Regions from separate parts of the Mus musculus genome. Here region 2 is linked to region 1. A link is a loop called in an ENCODE intact Hi-C map of the cell type or tissue named here. Cell type or tissue: gastrocnemius. All regions are shown on one strand.

Region 1 (8,000 bases):
TAACTGGAGAAATAGCTGAGAGTTTTACATCCAAATCCTGCAGGTATGCAATGTTTGGGTAGAAGAGAAATATCTCTACTGTTGCTCTCTTTTGGTCTTATTCAAAACTTCTCTAGGTGGAGGCTGGGTGGTGTGTGTGTGTGACATATATGTGTGACATACATGTGTGTGTAAAAGTACGACAGTATAAACTATGTCCTTAGATGTGGGACAATAACTTGAGGCTACAGCAGGCAGCAGGAAGAGAGAGACACTGGCTTTGGTGTGGGCCTTTGGAACCTTAAACCCCACCCAGTGATGCACCTGCTCCAACAAGGCCACACCCCTAATCCTTCTCAAGCAGTGCCGCTCCCTGATGACTAAGCACTCAAACGTATGAGCCCATAGGGGACATTCTTATTCACACCATCACATGGGCAATGCTATAAACCCTCAAGCCTGCTCCCAGTCATCATGTACTTCCTCCAGCAAGGCCACGCCTCCTAATCCTCCCCCAACAGCACCACCTACTGGGGACCAAGTGCTCAAATATGTGAATCTATGGAGGACATCGCACATTAAAATCAACACATGTCCTATATAGTCCCAGTCCCACATTGAAGGACACAGTATACACTGTAGTGCTTTTACACACACACACACACACACACACACACACACACACACACACACCACCCCACACCCAGCCTCCACCTAGAAAGGTTTTGAATAACAGCAAAAGAGAGGAACAATAAAGTTGTTTCCCTTCAATCCAAATTCTGCACACCTGGCAGGGCTCAGGAGTGGGGAACGGGGCTTGCACAGGTTCCCTATGGATGCATGACCAAGGCTAAGTGTCCCTCAGTATCTGTGGGGCTCATAGTCTTCATCTCCACTGGTTCCCTGTTGACAGTTTTCTCAGGGCACTAGAGTGGTACCCAAAGCTGGTAGCTGCATATCAGAATCACCTGGGAATGAGCAATGTCAGTCACTTAAGGAACAAACTTGATGAATTAAAGATCAGACTGCATCAATGACTCTGGGAACCAGGATTTAAAATCTTCTCAGATTTGGACTTAGGATCCATCTCAGTTGATAGAGTATTGTGTACCGTGCATAGGACCCCGAGTTTGATCCCTAGCACAGCATAAGCTCGGTGTGGTAGTGAATGTCTACGATTCATTCCAGCACTCTGGAGGTGGAGGCAGGAGGACTAGAAATTCAAAGTCATCCTTGACTGCATAGCAAGCTTGAGGCCAGTGGGTTACATGAGATCCCATCTCAATAAAGGAAGCAATATGTTGTTTTTGCTCAAGTATAAGCCAAGCTAGGAACTAACTACCAGGGTAGAAGTTGCTCAGTGCCTTTCTGTTTTTCTTGCCGTTGGGGACTGAACACACACACGTGAGCCACCATTGAGTAACTAACACCCTCCCCACCTCCAGAATAGTTTTTGACAATGTGGACCATACTTGGTTTTGGAATGAGGCGTGGCCCACCTTCTTTGCCTCATGCAGTACTTACCTCTAAAAAAGAAAAAAAAAAATCTGTGATTTTGGAGAGATTCACTTGCAGCTCTCCACAGAATCCCAGGCAGCAATCAGATGCCAGAATATCTTCTTGGAAACAACCAGCAAGTTTAGATCAAGCACGTTATTCCAGGAATTGCCTCCTGGAGTGGAGAAAACTCAGGTCATAACCCATCCCAGAGTCCAGCTTGTCTTTGCCAAAATCTGACTGGAAAGGAAGTTCCCTTCCAAGACTATGTGCTGGATCAAGTTGTGGCTTTTGATTTAGGATCCAAGGATGCTTTCTGGAGCGAGCCTGAGAGGCCATATGGTCACAGCGATCAGTGTCCTGCAGCTGTCCCCCAGGTGGGAGTATCATTCAGAAATATGCAGTCTTCTACCAAGAAGGTCCACTCTCACCAGTGTAGCATCTGAGCACATATTAAAGACAGCCACTTTCACTGCACGCTGTCTGTCTGAGACGCTCTTTCATTGACTATTCAATGTTAATATGCACAACAAGCCTACATAGGCATTCCGTTGTTTCTATGTCACAGGCGAAAAACCTTGAGCAGAAGCTCTGAATTAGGTGTCTGGTCGGACTTGGGGACTGGAGTCCAAGTATGCATGTCTTTTAAGGCCACAGACTTACCCCAGTGCTAAATGCTTCCTAGACTGCAAGGCTGCACCATAAAGTCACATTTTTACCCCTCTTGAACAGAACCTGCGGATTGCAGACGGCAAGTGACGCGATGATTATTGTTTTTTTTCCCCAGATGACTAAGGGGAGTTTTCAAACTTGCAATGTAAGTTGCAAGGTCTGCATTTTGGGCCATGTGACCCCCATATTTTCTGCCTGTCCGGGGTGTTTAAAGAATCTTTGGTCCACGTGTTCTAGTCTATCAAGTCCCAGCAAAAGTGATATCATGACAGGTGTTCCCCCCCCCCAGTGATATTTGTGGTTGATATTCTGTGTGATAGCAAGAAAGATCACGCACGCAATAGCTAAGCTATCACTGTGATGATTCTACGTGGAGGCATCCGTGCAAAGGGAAAATTAGAGACAGATAAATATGGTACGAAACTGCTCATTGCAATCACATTCACAGTGCTGGAAAGCAGTAGGAACTTAGTATGTGATAAAGAGCCCCACAATTCCATTGCTCAAATAAATCATGGCTCACCCTTCATAATAAGTTATTCTATAATCATTAAAAACAAATAGTCATATATAAAAGCATGGGAAAAACCTCCCACATCCTAATACATTTAAAAGCATGCTATGTTCATAGTGGGATTTTATCTTTATTAGAGATACCTACATGGATGTAAGGATAAAAATTTGAACAATTTGGGGCCCATCTTTGCTCCATTTTTCTGTCATAGATATGCATCTATTGTGTAGTCTATTCATTTTTACATGTGTGTGTTTATTCTTTTTAAAGCTACCTAGGTACCTTGGCCAGGCATATAGGTGATGCCTTAAGAGAGAGGCAGGCATGACCCTGCCCTGGTTTGGATTCATGTCTCTCTCCAGTGTGGTGTGAAGCAACCCTGAGAGGCAGAGGGCTATGGGGCCTGGCATGGCTAGGCATCTATTCACCAGCCGTACACCATTAAAACAACCAGAGCACAGACAATGGGCATATTTCTCTGATTATTCCTAGGAGCCCATGAATGAGTCAGAGGCCGCAGCACGCTTAGCCATAGTTTCTAATTTTTTTTTTGTTAATTAAATAAAGCAAAGTATCAATATTCCCCCACCCCCTCTCTGCACTCCCCTCAGCTTCTGCATTACTTGTACATGGGTGGGCTCTATACATGGGGTCAAGTTCTCTTTGATAGGGGTTTCAATCCTGTTGGGTTTTGAGGTGCCGTAGAAAGGTAAGAGAATCCTGACCTATAGAGATACACATTGCTTTAAATCCCTTCTGCTTGGCCCAGCTGTTGGGAATTTAGACAATAGCTTTTCCCATGCCATCTCCAAGATGAATACACCAAGCTAGGCTTCTTTGGGAAATGGACCTGATGCCCCCTCTCCTCCCTTGCAGTGTTCCCCACATGACCCCCAAGGCACCGCCTCAGCCCTGTAACCACTTCGTTTTCAAAGCAAGCCTGGCACTGTCCCAGGAGATGAACGGACGTATAAATGGCTTAACATTGTGACCCTCACACACAGTGGGTGGAGGTGTGTCCACCACCAGTGTTGCTCTGATCATGTTGTCTGATTGTTCATGTCAGCATGCAGATGCCAAGCACTGTGCCCACTCCAGCCCGAGACCAGCCCTGGGGCTGCCTACAGAGAGAGGCAGAACATGCCTAGTCATTTCATCTTCCTTCCCGTTTTTATTAAGGCAAGGCCTTGTTCTGTAGTTCAGATGGCAATCCTCTAGTCTCAGCTTCCTGCGTCTCTAGGTACAGCTTGTAGGACAGGCTACTGCCCAGGCTGACTCAGCCCTCCAAGGATCTGCAATGGAGGACAGTTTGTCCCTACCCTGCGGAATGAGTTCAGCCACTGTTTTGTTCAAACAGGGCCTTAGCTGGGTCAGCTCAAATTGGAACAGTATAAACACCATTTCTATTTCTGGAATGGCTTAATTTTCATTAGAACTTTAATTAAATGATCCCTTTTCTCCCCGGTCTTTCCTGTGCTTTCATTTATTAATAATTGCCCGAGTAAAGAGAATCCCATTCCAACAGCTTTCCAATTTAGCCGATCATTATCGCTGTTCTTTGTTCGGGGTTGTTGGGCCGCGGAGCTCTGATGAGATGGCCTGTCACTGCTTCTCTGGCGGACAGAAAGGGCAGAGAGCCGAGAAGCACGCTCCTGCCACCTAGTGGTTAGAAGAGACATTGCAGGAGGCTCGAGGCTGCTGGTGGCTCTGCAGCATTGCAGTGGGAACCTGGAACTGGATCTTATGAGGCTACACTGGGTTGGCTGGTCGGTGGTCCTCTGGGCATTCACGGGTCCAGGGAGTCTTTACAAAGGCAATTTTGGAAGCAAGCAGCGATCACTGAGATCTTAGCGGATGGGTTGCTTTTCATCAGGAAAAATCAGAATTAAGCCGTGGTGATTTACGCCAAAAGGATCTGAGTGGAACTTTAATCCCCTGGTTCAGGGGATTAAAAGAAATTAAAAGAAGAAATTAAAAGAAATTAAAAGAAGAAATCTTCCCCAGCAAAGATTTGATAGTCGGGAGTCTGGAATCCTTCTGAAAATGTTTTTGTTGTTGTTGTTTTTATTTTGTTTTGTTTTGGTTTTGTTGTTTTGTTTTTTTAATTAAAGAGCTAATGTTGAAAAGGCAGCTTCTAGGAGACACCTAGAAACAGATTCTCAGCCTGAGATTTAGCAGAGCCAGTTTTTGTTTTTGTTTTTGCTTTTGTTTTTGGTCTGGGGTGGTAAGACTACTAGTGTTTGGTGAGCAGCAGCCAGTGGCTATTACCACATAGGACAGCCTTCTTCCAGCAAAGAATGATTTGGCCCGGGAAGTAATTATTAGTACTCCTCGGAGAGAGTCTGGGGAGCCAATCAGAAGGGGAGGGGTTTTCTACTGTTATTTGAATCTTGCTTGTTTGAGATAAGGTTGGGCTCACGCTCCTGGCAGCCTTCCTGTCTCAGCCTGTCACATGCCGGGATTACAGGTGTACACCACCACACGTGGTCTAATGTGCATCCGAAGACTGAACCGGAGGCTTCGTGCTGCTAGGCAAACACTCTAGCAATGAGCAACATCAGCAGCCCATGTTGTTGGAATCTTCCCTCGGCATTCTGAGATAACTAGGGGTGGGGGTGGGGGAGCAGCCGGCCATTGAGGTAGGTCAGTGTGTTCCTCGGAAGTGATACAGAGTACAGTCTGCCTCGTGGACAGGTAATATGACGAAGATTGAGTTACTGCTAGGATGTATTGAGTATTTTTAAGCCTCTTATCTCACTTACTTTGGACCCTGCAATAGCCCCGTGAACGAGATCCATCCATCCCTAGCAGTTGGAGGTGCTCTCAGGCCTGGTGGAAGCCTGAACCCCCACTCTTGCCCTTGTGGCTGCACTCACAGAGGGTGTGGCTCGGGGCATGGTTTGGGGCGTGGCTTGGAGCGTGGCACAATGCATCTTCACTGCATGCATTTTGTCATGGTGTCTAGAACAATTTTAACTCATTCTCCAAAACTTAGAAAAGGAAGATGGTATGCAGACTCACTTTCTGCATCTGGACCTGAACATCTGGAAAAGGTCATTGCGGATTGGTGGGAACAATCTGTCTGCTGCTGCCGTCATTCCCCATTTGTGCCTTCCTCCTTGGGCCCCTGTGCTGGACTCTCTAGGTGCACGAGCCCATGAGCCCTGCTGTGTACTCCAGAGTGGGGTAGATCAGAGTGAGGACTGCAAAAAGCAAGTGCCCCGTTCCTCCTGGCAGGACTTGCATCCTTGGTAAGCGGCTGCAGCTCTGGGTACCAGCTGATTCCAGGACTTGGCTCACAGGGGTGACGTAAGGCTTGGGGGCCATGAGCATCCAGTGTTGCAGACATCCCCGAGACCTAGTCCTCACAGTGCCAGTTGTCTTGCTACTTGGTGCTTGATGAAACTGTCTTTTGGGAGTCCAGCGGGCTTTTTGTTTCAAATTTCTGCCCATTTTTACTTATTGCATCCCCTTCTGTGGTGCTGGAATTAGAACCTAGGGCCTTAGGCATGCTAGTTAGTGCTTCACCCCTGAGAAAACCCACAGCTGTGTGTCTAGCAGTTTATACTGCTGTTAGAAACACATTGCAAAACGGTCAGAAATACCCCAGCTTCTTCCTATTGAGAGTAAAGATTAAAATAATCTATGCTTGCTGTGTCTAAAGACGACTTCTTGAGCTGAGCCCAGCATGGGGTCTTATTGTAGAAATTATTTATTCTCAATCTGGGACTTCTAACTCACCTTTGATCATTTAGTTCCTAGATAAAAGACACACAACTTTTATTATTTACAGTACGCCTTAATCAGCGCTAGAGCTGGGCAGAAATCTATCCTCTATGCTATTAAAATCTATGTCCTATCGATAACCCCAAGTTATTACTTATGTTTCATCTGGGCTGCTCTTAACTCCAATTGGCCAGCCTTCATGACCATGCTTTCCCAACTCCTAACCTATGACATCTTTCTCCTCTCCCACCTTCTTTTCACCCTTATGGTCTCCTCAGCTCCAAGCCCAGGAACCCATCTTTGCCTATCTTTCTTCTCCCAAGCTGTAGGCATTTTATTCACCATTCAGGGAAAATTTTTGGGGTGGGGGTCAAGGTTACAAAGTATCACTTGTGTAAGTCACTTGGGTAAGTGGGGTGGGGGTCAAGGTTACAAAGTATCACTTGTGTAAGTCACTTGGGTAAGTGCAGACCCTCGTATCCCTGGAGGCACCCAGGCCTCGGAGGCCAGCATTTAGCATTACAACACAAGCAAAAGACCAAACCTCAACGGTGCCTGGCACCCTGGCACCCCTGCACCCTGGCATGCTAACGCTCATGTGGTTGACTGGTTGACTTTCTCTTCTTATTCCAGGCATTCTCAGCTATTGGGATTTTGCATGGGATAATTCTTTGTCAACATGGAGAACTGACTTGCTCATTGTAGCAGCAGCAGCAGCAGCAGCAGCAGCAGCAGCAGCAGCAGCCTTGGTCTTTATGCTCTTGATGTCAATAGTGCTGAGCTGCTCAGATGCAAAAGTTAGAAATGTTTCTGGATATTACTATATGGCCCATGATGATCACATTCACCAAGACGACACATTCTCAGGTCCTGTTGAAGGCCCTTTAGCACACAGTGTGGTCACTAGGCCTGCTGACCCATGTGAGTGTGGAAAGAGCATAGCACAGGTTCTAAGAGTACCTACTGTGTGTTGTCTATATTACTAGGTGGTGCTTCAAAGCAGGGCTTAGAAATTATTATTATTTTTTTCTTGACACAGAATCTAGTTCAGGATGTTTTAGAAACTGCTGTGAAGCTGGTCATAACCTTAAAGTTCTGACCTCTTTGCATCCACCTCCCGAGTGTTGGGATTGCAGATGTGAGCAACTACACCTGGTTTTATGCGGTGCTGGGAATTGAACCTGGGGTTTCCTGCATGCCTGGCAACCGACCAACTGAGCTGTATCCCAGCCTCCTTGATCTTCCTGCCTCTGTCTGACACATGCTGGGATTATAGGCTGGCACTCTTGTCCTGGCCAGAGAGACCACTTACTAGAAAGCCTTCTATAGCAATAGCACTTAAGAAGGAGCCTCACAGGATACCCCTGCTCAAATTGATATCTGTAACTGATATGCCTTCTGTAGTGTCCTAAGGATCTGGGTCTGAATTTAGATCTTATGACCTATGGGACTTCAGTCATGATATTGACCTTTAAATGACCTTAATGACTTTAAAAAGCTCATTTCTTTATTTAAAAACTTAATTATTTATTTTAGATAGGGTTTTACCGTATTACCCTGGATGTTCTGGAACTAACTATATGGACCAGGCCGGTCTTGAACTCACAGACAT
Region 2 (8,000 bases), 140 kb before region 1:
CAGTTAAATTTGTATTCTTATCCTTATATTGCAGATGGGGAGTCTGAGGCACACTATTGAGCCTTGCTCAGGGCTCTAGAGCTGAAAAGCTAGCGCTAGGAAGTGGCAGGGTCAGGATAAACCCCACTCAGCCTGATCCCATTGTTAGTATTTTGGGGTGTGTGTGTGTGTGTGTGTGTGTGTGTGTGTGTGTTCCCTCAGAGACCAGAAGAGGGCACTGGATCCCCTGGACCTGAGTTACAGATCTACCTATGTGTGTGCTAGGAACACGTTATTCAGGTCTTCTGTAAGGGCAGCAAATATTCTTAACCATTGAGCCATCTACCCAGCTCCCTGCAGGTGGTTTCTTTAACCACTCTGTTAAAGTACCCCTGTTTCCAGGTTTCCAGTTAACTTAGTATATTCAATTAAAACTTAAATTCTTGTGTTTCTCTCTTGATCCAGGCTCCTTTCAATTGCAAATGCTGGTTAATCTAAAATTCCTGGACACTAGACTGTGAAAGACTCAGTGTGGTGCGCTTTTCTAGTCTTTTGTTTTGGGAAAGGGTCTTAGGTAGCCCAGGCTGGCCTCAAATTCAATAAGCAATCCAAGATGACCTTGAACTTGCGATTCTTCTTCCTCTACCTCCCAAGTGTTGGGATTATAAATTTGCCCCATCATGCCTGGTTTCTGTAGTGCTGGGATTGAACCCAAGGCTTTATGCATGCTAGGTAAGAAGTCTACCAATGGAGCTATGTTTCCAGCCTTCTTTCGATGATACACATTAAACAGGCAGGAAAGGAAAACAGAGGGAAGGGGCAGTGCCCAGAGGAGCACATTGTGCCAGTTACATCATGGGACAGGTGCAGCTTCTGTGCTGGGGGATCTAAGTCACTTGACTTCAATGACTGTCTATTGTCCTGATTACATTTCAACTTTTGGTGGACACTGCTGAGTGAATACCGTTCCCTGTAGTATGGGTTTGTATTCCTGGAAGACAGCAGACATTGTCAATGTCAACTCTTCTAGAGCAGTCTGGGATCTTGGCAAGTGAGCTTCAAGGAGACAGAGCTGGATGCCTGCCTGTAATCCTAGCACCAGGGAGGCTGAGGCGCAAGGATCAAGGTCTTCCAGGACTACATAGTAAAACCCCATCTCAAAAGTAGAAGTTTTCTTCCTGCTGGTGGGTTCCCTCATGGCTGGGCTTGGAGGAGCTGGATGTGTTCCCATCATAACAGTCTTGGGCTTTGAGAAGAGAAGGGAAGCAGCCTTTGGGGATACCCATAAGAATACACTGAGCCTTGTGGGCTCTGGAGACGGCTAGACTCAGTGGCCAGTTTTAAGTTACTCTCTACTGTTTCTGCGCATCAAACATTCAGGAGCGAGTAAGTCTACAGTCAGATCTCAATAACAGAGTAGAGTGATGTTGGAAGGATCTATCTTCATGAGTAGGAGAGAAAATAGCCCATACCCAAGCCCTGTACTGTAGCGAGATGTCAGCCTCACAGAAGGTTCTGGGCCTCTAGACTGGCATTAATTACTGTCACCATCAACATTTGGGCACCACTATGGTTCAGCAGGTTCCTTCAACAGAGAAAAATGTGGCTTGCTGGAGAGAGAAGTTTATGCAGAGAGAGAGTCGGATGGGCCCAGATAAAGAAAGGCTGTACATTCATTCATTTGTTCAGCAGGTGCTCCTATCAAGGTGGTGATAAGTCATTGAGCAGTCTGCTAGCCAAGAGGGCCAGCAGATATCTGGCAATGTCCTAGGATGTCAGAGAGCTTCAGAAGGTGATGTGATGGACCCTGTCCTCTTCTGTGAGCCAGACCATGGAATGGGGTATTTGGGAAAGAGAAAAAGAGAGGAAGAGGAGGGAGAGGAGGTGGAGAAGATAATAGACAGTAATAGACAATAAGGAAGACCTGGGCTGTTCCCAGAGTAACACAACCTGTTTTTAGAAATGGTTGATGTGACTGGGAAGGGGGGCATCTTAGTTAGGGTTTTATTGTTGTGAAGAGACCACTATGACCAAGACAACTTTTATAATGGAAAACATGTAATTGGGGCTGGCTTATAGTTTCAGAGGTTTAGTCTATGATCATGGTGGGAAACATGGCATTGTGCAGGCAGACATGGTCCTGGAGGAGCTGAGAGTTCTACATTTTGATCCAAAGGCAGTAGAAGGGGACTGAGTTCCACATTGTGTGGAGTTTGAGCATAGGAGACCTCAAAGCCTGCTTCCACAATGACACACTTCCTCTAACAAGGCCACACATACTCCAACAAGGCCGTACCTCCTAATAGTGCCACTCTCCATGGGCCAAGCGTTCAAACATATGATTCTGTGGGGAGGACCATACTTATTCAAACCTTCACAAGGGGTAGGCAGGCTGTAAGAGGTTGGGAGGACTGGAGGGAAACCGTCTTCTGCACATACCAGGACCACTCGTAAAGCTAGCAGCTGGGGTTGCCTGCACGAGAGAAGCCAGTCAGCATTCTAACATGGCGTGGCTGGGGATTCTTGAGTACCCACTCCTGAGGAGCTATGACAGTGGATGTTTCTCAGAGAGGGAGTTTTCTTTAAGGCTGTGACCTCTGGTAGGTTGACCACACTCCTGTGGTTGTCCCCCAACCCAGAGTATATGGACCCCAGAAACTGGAATCCATGTTATTGTTTTTTAAAAGGATATAAAGGTGAGGGGTAGGGCCATGGGAGTGGATGGATCTGAGAGGAATTAAGAGGAGGAGTGGGAGGCATATGATCAAGAGACACTGTGTGATATTCTCAAAAATATTTTAAAAAATTATGATGTGAGCAAAATCCTGTTGGGGGAGGGTGTTAGCACCCCCCCCCCTGTTACCTGGCTAGGTATGCCTGAGTCACTACAAAAGGGGCTGCTTGTCCCCTCTGAGTCCTCTTGCCTTCTGGCTCCTGCCCCCCTCTCTCCCCATTCCCTCCCCCCTCTCTCTCCACGTGCTCATGGCTGGCCTCTACTCCTCTAATCCGCTACTCTCTCTCTCTCTCTCTCTCTCTGCCTTTTTCTGTCTCTATTACCTTCTTAACTCCCCTCCCCATGCCCTGAATAAACTCTATTCTATACTATTACTATACCATGCCCTCAGGGGGAAGAGGTGCCTCAGCATGGGCCCGCAGAGGCACCACTCCCCCCCCCCCCCCACCTGACTACACCTCCACCAAAACATATCCCTTCTCCCTTTATCTTTTTATAAAACACAACAGAGGGGAAGAGGAACTGCCCACCAAAGAGCTTCAGTGATCAGCAGTACACTGGCTCGAGGGTGTGCATGGTGGGAAGTTGAACTGAGCTGTCTGACACTATACTATGCAGGCCTAGCTGGCCATGTCCTCAAACATGCCCCATGCAGAGTCCAGCCTCATCTGCAGCCTGGAGGCTTTACCTACCCAGAATTACTGCTTCCCACCTGCCTAAGGGAACTCCACTGTTAGATACTAGGAATATTAGAAAGGAGGCAGCCTGAGACTCGGGAACCCTGGTATCCTCCCTAACCCCACAGGCAGGGCAGAGAGCATTTGTTGGCACATATCACACAGTCCACCTGTTTCCATTGTATAGGCTCAAGTTAATGCCTAAACTTTTCACACACGTGTAAGTCTTACCATAACCATCAGGTTACTGCAGTCATGAGAGTGCTTTACCAGTCAGGAAACTGAGGCCAAGAGAAGGCAGGTTACCTGCTCATGCTTAGAATTCAAGCATTCAGAAATAGAGTTCAAACTTAGGGTGTTTGTAAAGCCCATGGTTCTCACTTTATCACTTTAACCCCTAGTAGGGGTGTGGGGCTTGAGTGCACACCCACATACATCAGCATACAGGTTAATTTAAGGGGCTTTCTTGTCTTCCCCAGAGCCTCCGAGCCTGGCCTGCATTGGCCATCTCTGCCGCCAGAGGGCGCTGCGATAAGTCGGTGCTCAACCTTGTAAGCGCCGGCGCCTCGGTTGCGCAAGCGTCCAAGCCGGAGAGCGGTGCCCCGCCCCCTACGCCCACGTGACCCGGAAGCGCTCTCCGGACGGTTCACGCTCCGCGTGTGGATCGCTTTGGGGGCTCCCGCGCACCCGCGCCGCTCGTTCCCGGCTCCGGTGCCGCGCTGTGCGGCCGCGCGCTTGGTCGGCGGCCATGTGTTCGCTAGCGGCGGGGAACGGTGGGTGCCCCCTCGCGTAGGGCGGCGGGGCGCGGGTGGGCGGGCGCGGGTCTCGGTGCTGACCGTGTGTGCTCTGCAGGCCGTGGCGCCGAGCTGGGGCCGGAGCCCCTGGAACTGTCGGACAGCGGAGACGACGCGGGCTGGGAGGACGAGGACGCGGACACTGAGCCCGCGCACGGCCGGCAGCACACACCCTGCCTGTTCTGTGACAGGTTCGTGCCGGTGTGGAAGGCGCGCCGCAGCGCCAGCGAGCACGTGGCGGGCCCGAGGCTCCGGCCCGCGCGGGACGGTTGATTGACAAGGGGCTGCTCACGTGGTCCGGGGGGGGCGGAGCCGGGGACCGCGCTCTGGGTTTGCCTCTGCAGCCCAGTCAACCCCACCCCTCACTCTAATTCCCCCCCCCCACCCCCCATACTAAGTCAGGCCTGGCATACCATCACTCTGGAGGCTGAGGCAGGAGAATGGTCAGGAATCCCAGGCCAGCCTTGAGTCACCAAGCTAGACCCTCTCGAAAACACACCCAGAAAAAATCTGAACTTCACACCTTAGTCCTAAATTAGGGATTCCATGAAGGCTGGGTGTTTTTCATTCTGTTCCTTGGATACCAGACTTTGAAAGCGCATAGACTGGAAGCGCGCTTCCATTTCTACCATCCTATAATAGGACGTTCTCTTCTCATGTAACATTCAACTGAGCCATTTAGACAGAACTAGCTCACTTCCATGATTGAGGGAGGAACTGATGCTCTTTGTACTTAGGGGAAAATGAGGCTGCAGAGCCACCAACTTGTTCAAGGTCACGAAGCTGCTGTTTATATTCCTAGGACACACCTTCTTTTCACTTAAAATCCTGCATCTTAGATGGAAGTGACTTGGCTGAAAAAGGGGTGATTGATGTTGACTAGCGCTGCTGGGTCCCGCCCCCTGTGTCGGTTCCTGGTGCTGACTGGTGGCATATTAGTGGTCCTAGGTGGCGCCTCATTGGAGAGGAGAATGACTGCACACTCGTATTTATTGTATTTATTGAGCATCTGTGGTGCAGTGCCCTGTGATAGGCTGCGAGGATGATCCAGATGACCTGTCTTGGCAGACATTGAGAGTTGCCTGTGTGCTAGGCATACAGAAGTGAAGTGCGGAGTCTCTGCTGTATATTCGTTCGTGTCCTTCAGTGTTGGAGGTTACATACAAAAGAAGTGTTATTCTTCACGCTGTAGTGCAGGTGCTGTAGGACTACCAAGGTCACTTGAAATCTGGCACTTTGGGAATGTGCCAGCTGTATAATTGTGTGCTTTGTGTCTAAAAACACTATGCTGGGTTCAGAGGGAGGGGAAAGAGGCTCAACTAGGGAACTTTTGTGACTTGAGAGAAACCAAATATATCAGAGAGAGCTTTATTACCCAGAAGCCTCTGGGTAAATTTGGGGTATTCAGTGTTGTCTAAAACGGTTGTGGTGTAACGCCAGAGGGAGGGAGCTCCTCTTGGGACTTGCTGAGGAGTCCCCCTGAGGAATCTGCCAAAGGACAGGTTTAGGGACCCTGGGGAAGGGGGTAGAGGCAGAGGGAGGGGGACAGAGAAGGACAGAAAGAGAGAGGAAGAGGAGGAAAGGCCAGCCAGGGTCACAAGGGAAGAGAGAGAGGGAGAGAGTAAATGGAGAAAGAGAGAGGGAAGGTGAGGAGAGGAATGGAGGGGAAGGGAGGGGGTAGGCTGTTGCTAGGTAACTGTTGGGTGGAGCCTGGAGGAAGTGCTAACATTCAGTATTTTGACCTCCTCTGAGACTGTTCCAGGAGACTCTATGCTTGTCTCTTCAGGTTGTTCGCCTCTGCTGAGGAAACGTTTTCACACTGTAAGTTGGAGCATCAATTTAATATTGATAGTATGGTCCATAAACATGGTGAGTATCTCTTAGCATAAAGGCAGGTTTGCTTGTGAAGTTTAGATTGACCCTTTTTCCAGACCCTTTCTTTCCTTTGTGTGTAGTTCCCCCCAGCTGATGTTAGCTGTCTTCCTCAGTTGTGCTCTACTGTGTGCATTGAGGCAGGACCTCTCACTTGAACCTGGAGCTCGCTGACCCAGCTGCTCTAGCTAGCAGCTTTCTTGAATGATCCCTGGCTTCTGCCTCTCAAGCATTAACAGTACAAAAGGCTGCCACCTCTGCCTGGTGTTTTATGTGGTGCTGAGAATCGCAATCATGGCCTTATGCCTTCTGTGTAAGTGCTCTCACCCATTTTGCCACAGTTCTGACAATCTGAGTTTGTATCCCAGAACTCACACAGAGGTGGAAGAAGACAGCCAGTATTCTTTGACCTCCACTTGTGCAGGGTAGCACACTTACATATACACATCACACTCTCCCTCCCCCATATAGCGTACCCCCCACATGCATGATAATAAATAAATTCTTTAATGAAATGCAAAACACTTCAAAACCTGTTACCTGTGGCTAATTCTCAGCTTAAATATTTAAAAGTAACAAAATTGCAGCTCCTAATTCTTAATGCAAAATTCCAAATAATAAGTGATACTTTAGAGGTCGGAAATATATCATTGGAGGAAAATTTACAGATGAGTTAAAACAAATACATTGTATTAAAATCAATGAATTGTCTTTTCTCCTATTTAGGACTTGAATTTTATGGATACATTAAACTAATAAATTTTATTAGACTTAAGGTAAGTTGGAAACCTAATAATTTTATTTAGAAATTTTTGGAGTTCATAGAGACTGTCGCTGTCCTGATTATTTAGTAAATTTTGAGCTGTTGTTTCAAATTTGGCATTTTTCATCTTGTGGGAATTGTGGGCCTGAGAAAAGAGTGCTGTGTGACGCTCCAGGTGGACATGTCCCCTCTGCTTAGTCCTGTCATGTTTAACTAAACTGATCAGTACTATGCAGAAAGCAATATTAGATAAAAGGAAAACTATCAGTAAAATCAAATCATTTCTAGTCTGATTCAGGAACTTTGAGCTTTTAAAAATGTCCACAGTTTATTCTCTTTTAAATCTCTATCTTATTTTATGTATATGAATGTTTTGCCTGAATGCCTGGTGCCTGCAGAAGCCAAAAGAGGCCGTCAGGATCCTCTGGACCTTGGGTTAAAGATGGTTGGTTGTGAGCCCCCATGTGGGTGCTAGGAATTGAACCCAGCTGTTCTGTAAGGATAGCCAATGCTCTTAGGCCCTCAGCCATTTCTCCATCCTACATTGTTTATTTTTTTCAAATGTTTTGTTCTTTGTCCTTTTGAAATGAATGTTTGAGCTGGTGTCACTCTCCTGGCATCAGAGAGTATAAGAATGCCCTGTAGCCATTTAGAATGCCGGGTAAACACAGGTGCAACCATTTTGTGCAGATTTGAGTTCTGTTTTGCTTAAGTTCCTCACTCCTTTTTTGGGAGCTTTGTCATTGCAAACAATGAATACAGTGTGCTTTATCTTCATGCCCAGAATCCTACGGTTGAATATATGAATTCCATATATAACCCTGTGCCTTGGGAAAAAGATGAGTACCTGAAGCCAGTGTTGGAAGATGACCTTTTGCTTCAGTTTGGTGAGACGAACCTTCTCTATCTGCTTTAGCTAGCCTCAGGCCATTTGTTACACCAAATGAAGCAAAGAAAATGGACCTTCGTCACTCAAGCAGTGATTTGCTTTCCGTTTTCATGTGGTTGATAAAAGAGTAGATGATTCTGAAAGTAAGCAGTTTGCAAGCTTTAAGTTGGCCGTGTTCTGGAGGAGCGAGGAAGCGTTGCGCCAGTCGTCCCTTCTGGCTGTGCTTCCTGGCTTTTCCAGTGTGTCTGCACTGTGTGCTCACCCTTTTGTTGCAGTTACAGGATTGACTATT

Evidence for each region. A loop is a pair of places that touch in the nucleus more often than their neighbours do. Peaks named below come from ENCODE experiments on the same cell type or tissue, not always from the same donor. Only the 100,000 strongest peaks of a DNase experiment are listed, where the experiment ranks them.
Region 2: a loop joins it to region 1, with 12 times the contacts of the local background. A loop is called at or near these places in 29 of 42 quality-filtered maps.

Annotation. Positions count from the first base shown.
Region 1 is chr7:49,919,287-49,927,286 of GRCm38, forward strand. The region is part of intron 5 of Slc6a5 (solute carrier family 6 (neurotransmitter transporter, glycine), member 5); the gene reads left to right. Among named protein-coding and RNA genes, the nearest start is that of Slc6a5, 13 kb to the left of the region's middle. In gastrocnemius, a CTCF peak has its summit at 4,325 (motif pointing left); DNase peaks (open chromatin) are centred at 3,732, 4,316 and 5,150; H3K4me3 peaks cover 366 bases; H3K27ac peaks cover 312 bases.
Region 2 is chr7:49,774,339-49,782,338 of GRCm38, forward strand. It overlaps Prmt3 (protein arginine N-methyltransferase 3), which reads left to right and starts at 4,020. Exons shown (of 16, transcript NM_133740.2): 1 at 4,020-4,163; 2 at 4,243-4,375; 3 at 5,971-6,053; 4 at 6,783-6,832; 5 at 7,604-7,706. The coding sequence starts at 4,139. In gastrocnemius, no CTCF peak of the experiment used is centred here; DNase peaks (open chromatin) are centred at 3,973 and 4,432; H3K4me3 peaks cover 1,327 bases; H3K27ac peaks cover 1,036 bases.